2 separate regions of the Homo sapiens genome follow, and region 2 is linked to region 1. The links are chromatin contacts, found by Hi-C or POLR2A ChIA-PET in ENCODE. All regions are on one chromosome and are shown on one strand. Each heading gives the region's core, a stretch centred on a gene start or an enhancer-like site at or near the end of the contact. The rest is flanking DNA. Distances are from core to core; before and after follow the strand shown. Region 1 overlaps ARFGAP3 (ARF GTPase activating protein 3). Region 2 overlaps MCAT (malonyl-CoA-acyl carrier protein transacylase).

Region 1 (4,588 bases), core at 2,050-4,549:
TAACATTTTTTCTGTCTATGACAAAATTCTGAAAAAAATTAACAAAGGTCCCCTGGGAATTTGTCTCCTGCTTGTGTAGATCAATAAGCAATGACATCTTGTGAGGCTTAGAGGGTGGTTGTCTGGTGAGTTTTCAGATACAGCGAAGCATTGCGGAGCACCAGCTCTGGAGGCAGGTGCAGGGTTTGAATCCTGGCCTTGCCATGTATTGGCTGTGTGACCTTGGCCACATTCCTTAACTTATATGAGCTTTACTTTCCTCAGCCCTCTGTATCCAGGGGTTCTGCATCCATGGATTCAACCAATTGCAGATCAAAATTATTTGGGGGGGAAAAAAAAACAATAGGCCAGGCGTAGTGACTCACGCCTGTAATCCCAGCACTTTGGGAGGCCGAGGCAGGTGGATCACTTGAGCCCCGGAGTTCAAGACCAGCCTGGGCAAAATGGTGAAATCCCATCTCTTCAAAAAATACAAAAAGTAGCCGGATTTGGTGGCCCGTGCCTGTAGTCCCAGCTACTCGGGATACTAAGGTGGGAGGATCGCTTTACCCCAGGAGGCAGAGGTTGCAGTGAGCTGAGATTGTGCCACTGTACTCCAGCTTGGTCAACAGCATGAGAGCCTGTCTCAAAAAAAGTAAAAAAAAATAAAAAGTAAGAATACAACAGTAAAAACAATACAAATAAAAACACAGAATTAGTAACTATTTTCATAGCATTTACATTATTTAGGCATAATAAGTAATCTAGAGATGATTGAAAGTATACTGGAGGCTACACGTGGGTTAAATGCAGATACTACGCCCTTTTACGTAAGGGACTTGATCATCGCAGATTTTGTTATCCACAGGGTCGTGAAACCAATTCCCCCATGCTGAGGGACTCCTGGAATAATACTAACTTCACAGAGTTCTGAGGACTAAGCCACAGAACAAATGTAGAGTGCTTGTCACAGTGCCTGGCAGGTCCTAACCCTTAGGAAATGTTAGCTGTAGTCACAGAAGCTTTCAAACAGCTCGTGTAGACTATAGTCTTATATATGTTCTAGCTTGGGGCCAAAAAAGGAAGTTTGGGAGCTCAGAAACTGGCAAACACATGCTTTAATGAAATTGAAAAACAAGCTCAAGCTGCGGATAAAATGAAGGAGCAGGAAGACCTGGCCAAGGTGGTATCTAAAGAAGAATCAATGTAAGTTTAATTTCATTATATTAATACATTTTCAGGGAATAAAACTATTAACTCAAGATTTTGCTTTCCAAATGCCATGTATTTTTGTGTGGGGGGGGAAGGGAGGGTACTGCAAAATTCAGTTTTATGAAAACTGATATTGCATTGGCATGTGGATTGGAAGGGAAAGAGACGATGGGGGCAGCAACACTCTGCTGAGGCTGTAAGGGCAAGACTGGAGTGACATCAGTGAGAAGGGAAAGACAGAGATGCATGGAGGTGTTTACACATGAAACATGCTTCACATTATTAGAGTTGGGGAAATGCAAATCAAGGCCACAATAAGATACCACTGTGTACTCTCTAGGGAAGCTATAATAAAAAAATCAGTAACAGGTGTTGGCTAGGATGTGGAGAAATTTGAACCCTTGTACATTGCTGATGGCAATGTGAAATGGTGCCACTGTTGTGAAAAACAGTTTGGCAGTCCTTCAGAAAGTTAAATGTAAAGTTTCCATGTGACCCAGCAAATCTACTCCTAAGTATATACTCAAGAGAAATTAAAACTTACATCTGTGCAACCACACACAAACTCGTGCATGAATGTTCATAGTGGCGTTAATCCTAATAGCCAAAAAGTAGAAATAAGCTAAATGTCTACCAACTGATAAATGAGAAAGAAAATGTGGTATGTCCATACAATGGACTATTACTCAGCCACAAAAAGGAATGTAGTCCTGATATTGGCCACAACATGGATAAACCTTGAAAAGTTTATGCTAAGAAAGAAGCCAGTCATAAAAGATCACATGATATGATTCTGTCTATATGCAATGTCCAGAATAGGCAAATCCGTAGAGACAGAAAGCAACTTACTGGTTGCCAGGGCCTGGGGTGAGGAGAGAATGGAGAGTGGCTGCTAATGGTCCAGGCCTGCTTTTTGGACTGCTGAAAGTGTTCTGGAGTTAGTGGTGATGATGGCACAGCTTTGTGAATGTGCTGAAACCACTGAATCATGCACTTTAACAGGGTGAGTTTTACGGTATGTGAATTATATCTGCATAATGAAAAAAGTATTTATAATCTGAAGCCCTGTTGGACTCTGTGACTAAATTCTAAATACATGATGGAAGACTATGGCTCTGGTCGTGTCTCCAGAGGTTCTGAGCCTGGATCTTGGAGAGGGAGAAGGAAGAGTTTCAGAGAATGAAGAAGGTGGAATGATCGTGTGTGTCGGGGGCCTGCCTGAAGTGGAGGAGTTGGAACGATAATGTGGAGCACCTTAAAGTCAGGCTGTGGTTGTCCACTTACCCAAGAGAAACAGCTCCTTCAGCAGTGCTGTCATGAAGGGGCGTCTCGGGAGAATGAGTTCGGTAGTGATACCCAGGCCAGGAAGAGGGGAGGAGACTGGAAGCCAGGAGGCCAGTGAAGAGATCGGTTTTCCGTAGACTTTTGTAAGGCTCTTGAGAGGTTTTCATTTGTGTTGAAATCAGAAGAGAAAGATGGCCTTCTGGAAACCGTGACTGTACCAAAGATCAGGAGAGAAGGGCGGAGGGTGCATGCTACACAGAAAGGAAAAGTAACCTGGATCCCTATTTTTTATGTGTGTGTTTTTTAATGGTGTTTTCTCTTACTTTCATGTGTATTTTATCTGTTTTAGCTTGAGTTACTATAGACTGTATGATGAAGAAAATAACACCTATTTTATGAGGTGGTTTTAAGGATTAGTTTAATAGCTTAAATGCTCATTGAAGTGCATCAAACAGTACCTGGCACATAGTAGGTGCTCAGTAAATGCAACTACTTTTCGTACTGTCTTACTGTTCATACTGACGGTTCGCTAAGATGGAGTTTATAAGGTAAACCCAAATAATTTGAAGTTGATAGTTGTTTCTCCTTGTCATTTAATTCACAGAACATAGGGGGCAGCACTGAACTGTATTTAGGTCGAATATGGTTTGAAATGCTTTGTGTACAAAAATTTACGTTGACTTGTCACAGACTTTAATTTCTCTTACTAAGCTAAGTTTTTGACCCTGGCAAAGGGAAAGGTTAGATTTGAGTGTTTCGATGGCTTCTCTTGGTATTTGGGAGTAGGCTCTGTCCAGATTACTCATGCTTGAGGTTTTCCCAGAGCGTGTGTAAAATCGGGCCCTGATCAGCTTCCTTCCTGCAAGTAAGCTGGATGGAGAAGCTGCAGGTAAGCTGGATGGAGTGAAGTCTGGTTGTTACTTCTAATATTAACATGCTAATCTTCCTGAAAACAGGAAGCAACAACCAGACTTCACTTGTATCTTTCATTAGGAGTGTTTAATACATCACAAAAACAAAGATGCAGATCGGAAGATTTATGAATTTGATTTGAGAAGCCAGTTTGGCAACTTTCATGGCCTTGTTCAGAACAACCACACCACTGTGCCTTAATGACCACCACTGCCACTCAAACCCGTAGAAAGTACAGGTGTTTTATCCTTAATACATGAGTGTTATGTTGCAAGTTAGTTTGTTTAATGGCTGTAAATAAAGTTATTTCGGCTCAGTAAACTGTCAGAACAGTGTTGTTCTTGTACTGTCAGAGTGTGAAACTAAACAGCCCATGCAGCATCCTGGTCTCCTTCTAGCAGTTTCCCAGCCCGTCCTCAGAGGCTCTCTGTGTGCCCACTTGGTAGGAAGGAAGGAAGAGGCAGAGCTGCCTTGAGCTGCTCCGCTTGTTTGATCTGTGTCCTGCAGTCCTCCCTTGAGCCAGTACCCGTAAGCACTCCTGAAGTTCTGAGAAACGCGGTGTTCTGACTTCTTAACTGTTGGTGCTTCCAGAGAGATGTTCTCGTAAGCATCAAAGTGCATGCTTTTAGTGAGTGACCCAGTCCATGTCAGATTACCTAGGAAGGAAAACTTTTCCATCTCTTATCTTTCTAATAGAACCTTTTCATCCCCATGCATCTTCTCCAGAAGAATCTGTTGCTGTAATTATATGTATTCATGATTTTAAACAGAGCTATTGTTTTCCTCCAAAAGAAAAAGTAGTATTTATTTGTTAAGGAATAAAATAGCCATAACCTGTTCTGTAGGAAGAGTAAGGAAAACAAACTGCCATGTGAAAACCAAAGAAATCTTGCTTGACTCATTAAAGAAAAGAAACAGCAAAAGCAAGATTACTTTTTCCTAATAAGAAATTCTGCACCGGGCGCGGTGGCTCATGCCTGTAATCCCAGGACTCTTTGAGGCAGAGGCAGGCAGATCGCCTGAGGTCAGGAGTTCGAGACCAGCCTGGCCAACATGGTGAAACCTCGTCTCTACTAAAAATAGAAAAATTAGCTGGATATGGTGGCAGGTGCCTGTAATCCCAGCTACTCGGGAGGCTGAGGCAGGAGAATTGCTTGAACCTCGTGGGTGGAGGTTGCAGTGAGCCAAGATTGCACCACTG
Region 2 (4,908 bases), core at 1,807-4,306, 320 kb before region 1:
TTCTTTTTCTTTTTTGAGGCAGTATCTTGCTCTGTCACCCCAGCTGCAGTGCAGTGGTGCAGTCGTAGCTCACTGCAGCCTCAGCCTCTTGGCCTCAAGTGATCCTCCCGCTTCAGTCTCCAGACTAACTGGGACTACAGGCTCACACCATCATGCCCAGCTAATTTTAGAAGTTTTTGTAGAGATGGGGTCTCGCTATGTTGCCAGGGCTGGTCTGGAACTCCTGACTCAAGTGATCCTCCAGCTTCAGCCTCCTACAGTGCTGGGATTACTTACAGGCATTAGCCACTGTGCCTGGCCTACTTTTTTCCCTTGACATTTTACATAGTTTTGAATGTCTCTGTGGGAGGATGTCTGCGTGCTCTCCTCCCTTTTCTTGTATGTTTTCTTCTACTTCTTGTCACAGGCTCTTGTTCATTTGTTTTTTAAGAGACAGAGTTTTCCTCTGTCTTCCAGCCTTGAGTGCAGTGATGCAACCATAGCTCACTGCAGCCTCTAACTCCTGATCTCAAGCAGTCCTCCTGCCTTAGCCTCCTAAGTACCTGATGTCACAGGCTGTTTATGTATTTGTCCTCCTGTTCTTGTGTAAGGGAGCTAAAAGTCCAGTACATAGAAGTGCTAAGTGAATGAAGATATGTCAGGATTTGCTCCTTAGACCTCTCTGTTGACCTGTGAAACACTGTGCAGGTCCCTTAATCTCTTCTCAGTCTGGTCATCTCTTCTCTCTGCCCAGGAAGCAGGACCAGGGTGTCAGGGGTCTGGTAGTTTCAGGCCATTCTTATGTGTGGCTTTGTAGGGATTTTTGAGACAGGGTCTCGCTCTGTCACCCAGGCTGGAATACAGTGGCATGAACACAGCTCACTGTAGCCTCAACTTCCTGGGCTCCAGCAATCCTCCCACCTCAGCCTCCCAAGTAGCTGGGACCACAGGCGCACACTGCCACGCCCGGCTAATTTTTGTATTTTTGGTAGTGACAGGGTTTTACCATGTTGTCTAGTCTGGTCTCGAACTCCTGAGCTCAAGTGATCTGCCTGCCTTGGCCTCCCAAAGTGCCGGAACTACAGGTGCGAGCCACAGCGACCAGCCCTCAGGCCACTCTTATTATCATTGGCACTGCCTGCCCTCTCTCCATGCTCTTGAGCCACACTGAATCAGGAGTCATAGGTTTTCGTTCATCTGCATTGGCTGTGTCAGGTTCTCCAGCTCTAAGTGGGGACAGTAACACTTGACTTATGACAATTATGTCACTGAAATTCATGTAGTACAGTAGCCCATGTCTCTGATGGTTCTTTTTTGTTGTTCTTGTTTTGAGACAGGGTCTTGCTCTGTCACCAGGCTGGTGTGCAGTGGAGCAATCATAGCTTACTACAGCTGCAGCCTCAACCTGCTGGTCACAAGTGATCCTTCCGTGTCAGCCTCCCAAGCATCTGGGACTACAGGCAGGCACCACCATGCCTGGCTAATTTGTATTTTATTTTTTGCAGGGACAGGGTCTCCCTATGTTGCTCAGGCTGGTGTCGAGCTCCTTGGGCTCAAGCCGTCCTGCCTCAGCCTCCCAAAGTGCTGGGATTACAGGCATAAGCCACCATGCCCGGCCTGATCTCTCTTAATAAACTAACTAATAATAATTCCCAGCTTTCACAACAGCCCAGGCAGATTAGATATTATTATCCTCATTTTACTAACTAAAAATTTGAACCTCAAGGAGGTTGTGACTTGGCTAAGGCAATGTGGCTTCCACCCTGTTCCTCTTTACCTTTTACCAGGGTTTCTCAATAGTGGCACTATTTAAAAAAAAAAAAAAACAGTGGCGCTATTGGGCCAGGTCATTTGTTTTGTTGGGGGCAAGGGGGGCTGACCTGTGCAGTGCAGCATGTTGAGCAGCATCCCTGGACTCTACCCACTAGACGTCAGTGGCACTCTCCCCTAGTCAGAACAACCGGAAAACGTCTCCGGACACTGCCCCCGGCCTGTTGAGCACCACTGTCCTACTCCAAACCAGCTTTATAGCAGGAAGCTCCTTGGGTTAGTTTGTATAGTGCCAAGCACAGCAGCATACTTTTGGTGGTGAGCGCTTGTGCAGTCGATGGAGGTGTGTGGAACTGTGGCCCTGCTGGCTGGTGGCAGACACCAGTGCCCCTGTCTCTAGTGCAGAGTGGAGCTTGGGCTTTGTTTCTCAGGCCTGGCCTTTTCTCCTTCATTCTGTGCCCTCATTTTTCCAAATGCGCTTCTCTCTGGCCAGGTTTGTATGCAGTGAAAATCCGAGCTGAGGCCATGCAGGAAGCTTCAGAAGCTGTCCCCAGTGGGATGCTGTCTGTCCTCGGCCAGCCTCAGTCCAAGTTCAACTTCGCCTGTTTGGAAGCCCGGGAACACTGCAAGTCTTTAGGCATAGAGAACCCCGTATGTGAAGTGTCCAACTACCTCTTTCCAGATTGCAGGGTGATTTCAGGACACCAAGAGGTGGGTGTTGATGGGAACTGCCTTCATAGGCCAGTCCAGTACGGAGGGTTGGAACTGCTCCACACCCGTGAGGCCTAGCAGTCTGGCGGGTGCTGGGTCCAGCCCGGTCTTTAGGAAGTATTTTGGGGCCAGGGCAGTGAGGTAGACCGAGTGCTGCAAAGCAGGCAGGAGCAAGAATGCTGCCCTGCTCCACCACGTGTAGAATGGGGTCTGGAACCAACCAGCCAGCCCATGTCTAAAGTAAAGGGGCAGGGCCAGCTGATCTCCAGGGCCCTTCCCGTAGTACATTCTGGGCTTCTGAGGAGCCTGTGATCTGGTTGCTTCCTTAGAGAAAAGAGATTTGTTTTCTGCTAGATTGCTCTGCCTGCCCTGCTTTTTTTAGGTGTCTGTTTTTGCCCTGGAGTTCATTTCCTTTCCACCGTATTTCCTTCCATTTGCTACTTCCCCAAACATTTATCAAGGGCTGGGGACGCACAGACTGATTAGCCAGGGTTCCTGCCGTCAAAGGAAGAGCCCCGTGAATGGATGACTCCAGGCCGAGGGGTGCAGTGAGGGTCTGGCTGGCTACTCATGGGCCTAAGAGCAACCCAGGAGGCAGCAGCTGGAGGACGGGCATGTGTTTGCCAGCAGGGGGCACCCTGAGCAGAGCGGCAGGAGCCCCCTACAGAAAGAGCAGTGGGTGCTGAGTGCCTGGCTCAGGGAATGCTGAGTGAGCGCAGATTGCAGCCCGTGTGAGGGGCTGCTGCCCGGGCCAGGCATTTCTGTCTTACTTCATGTCCCTCACAGCCCATCCTGTGCTATATGGAAGGAAGGGATTCTTTTTTTGTTTGTTTGTTTGAGACAGGGTCTCACTGTGTTGCCTAGGCTGGAGTATGGTGGCACCATCACGGCTCACTGCAGCCTGGACCTCCTGGGCTCAAGTGTTCCTCCTACCTTAGCCTCCTGAGTGGCTTGGATTACAGACACGGGCAACCACACCTGGCTAACTTTTGTATTTTTTTGTAGAGACGGGGTTTCACCGTGTTGCCCAAGCTGGTCTTGAACTACTGGGCTCAAGGGATCCCCCCACCTCAGCCTCCCAAGTAGCTGGGACTACAGACACAGGCCACCACACCCAGCTAAAGGAAGGGATTCTTAATCACATTTTCCACACAAGGATGCTGAGGCAGAGAGAGGCAAGTGCTTGGGGATAGTAGAGGCAGAATGGGAACCTGAGTCTGTCTCACTCTGGAGTCTGTTTCCGCCACTTGACCGTGCTTGGCTCCCCTTCCCCTTTGAGGGCTCACCGTGTGCCAGGCGTCCTCAACTGCCTCCTCTGAAGTAGTGAGAGCTGGCAGGAGCCTCTTATGACTGTTCTGAGATGGTGGGCAGGTCAGGTATGGTGGCCCCAGGTCAGTCTTGGAGCTAGTTAGGCGTTCCCTTTACCAGCCTTGGAAGGAAGCCCAGAAGTGGCTCAGGAAGGACTTCCCAGTCAGGGCAGGAGTCTCCCCAGTAGGCTCCCAGACAGGTGCACCCAGTCTAGGTGACAACTCCTAGGTTCATCCTTTTGATTTTTTTTTTTTTTTTTTTTGTTTTTTGAGACAATGTCTTACTCTGTCATCCAGGCTGGAGTGCAGTGGCACGATCTTGGCTCACTGCAACCTCCACCTCCTGGGTTCAAGTGATTCTCCTGCCTTAGCCTCCCAAGTAGCTGGGACTACAGGTGCATGCCACCACACCCAGCTAATTTTTTGTATTTTTATTAGAGACGGGGTTTTACCATGTTGGTCAGGCTGGTCTTGAACCCCTGACCTCAGGTGATCTGCCCACCTCGGCCTCCCAAAGTGCTGGGATTATAGGTGTGAGCCACTGTGCCCAGCTTCCCTTTGGTATTCTTGGTAGTGCCACAGCAAAGAGCTCAGGTGAGGGCAGGGGTACCCCCTCAGGGGGGAAGCCCCTTTCCAACAACTGATGTGAAAAGGCTCCTGGGCCCTGCTCGCCCAATGCCTGGGCCAAGGACTGGCCATTGGAGAGGAGACTGCTGGCCCCTGTGATGGTGACCTTGAGCCCTGTGGCCCTAGCCTGGGACTTGAGAGGGCTCAGCTGTTGAGCCAGAGTCCAGAGATCTTACACGGAAAGCACTTTGAGACCACAGATGCTCCAGGAAGTGCTACTGAGTAGCCATCCCCATACCTGCCAGTCACTCAGACAATCTAGGTGTGGAGGGAGGGGCTTGGGCTCCAGAGTCTGGAAGGCCCAGACCAAAGAGGCTCCTGGTTCCTGCGGTCCAGCCTCAGTGGGATGGAGCCACATGGAGGGTGATGGTGGAGGGGAAGCACGGGTGAGTCAGTACAGGCCAGGTTTTGTTGCAGTGACAAGTAGCCCACACCTCAGTGGTCACAGCACACAAGCACCGGTCCCACTCCTGGTCTGTGCTCGCCAGGCTGGGTTCTGCTTTTCAGCCCAGGA

The links. A loop is a pair of places that touch in the nucleus more often than their neighbours do. ChIA-PET counts read pairs that join two places held with the same protein, here RNA polymerase II (POLR2A). Pooled maps may share reads with other maps.
Region 2: a pooled map shows a loop between it and region 1 (2.2-fold over the local background). The contact joins two enhancer-like sites. A Hi-C loop is called at or near these places in 2 of 50 pooled maps. POLR2A ChIA-PET finds 5 or more read pairs at or near these places in 2 of 52 experiments (T-cell and activated B cell).

The regions. Positions count from the first base shown.
Region 1 is chr22:42,818,867-42,823,454 of GRCh38, reverse strand. ARFGAP3 (ARF GTPase activating protein 3) reads left to right here. Exons shown (of 16, transcript NM_014570.5): 9 at 1,046-1,185. Among named protein-coding and RNA genes, the nearest start is that of ARFGAP3, 36 kb to the left of the region's middle. Within about 2 kb of position 3,299, at least 3 of the 41 ENCODE cell types and tissues checked have a DNase peak (open chromatin) inside an H3K27ac peak, as active enhancers do.
Region 2 is chr22:43,134,633-43,139,540 of GRCh38, reverse strand. MCAT (malonyl-CoA-acyl carrier protein transacylase) reads left to right here. Exons shown (of 4, transcript NM_173467.5): 3 at 2,243-2,460. Among named protein-coding and RNA genes, the nearest start is that of MCAT, 6.3 kb to the left of the region's middle. RefSeq lists an enhancer at 1,933-2,102. Within about 2 kb of position 3,056, at least 7 of the 41 ENCODE cell types and tissues checked have a DNase peak (open chromatin) inside an H3K27ac peak, as active enhancers do.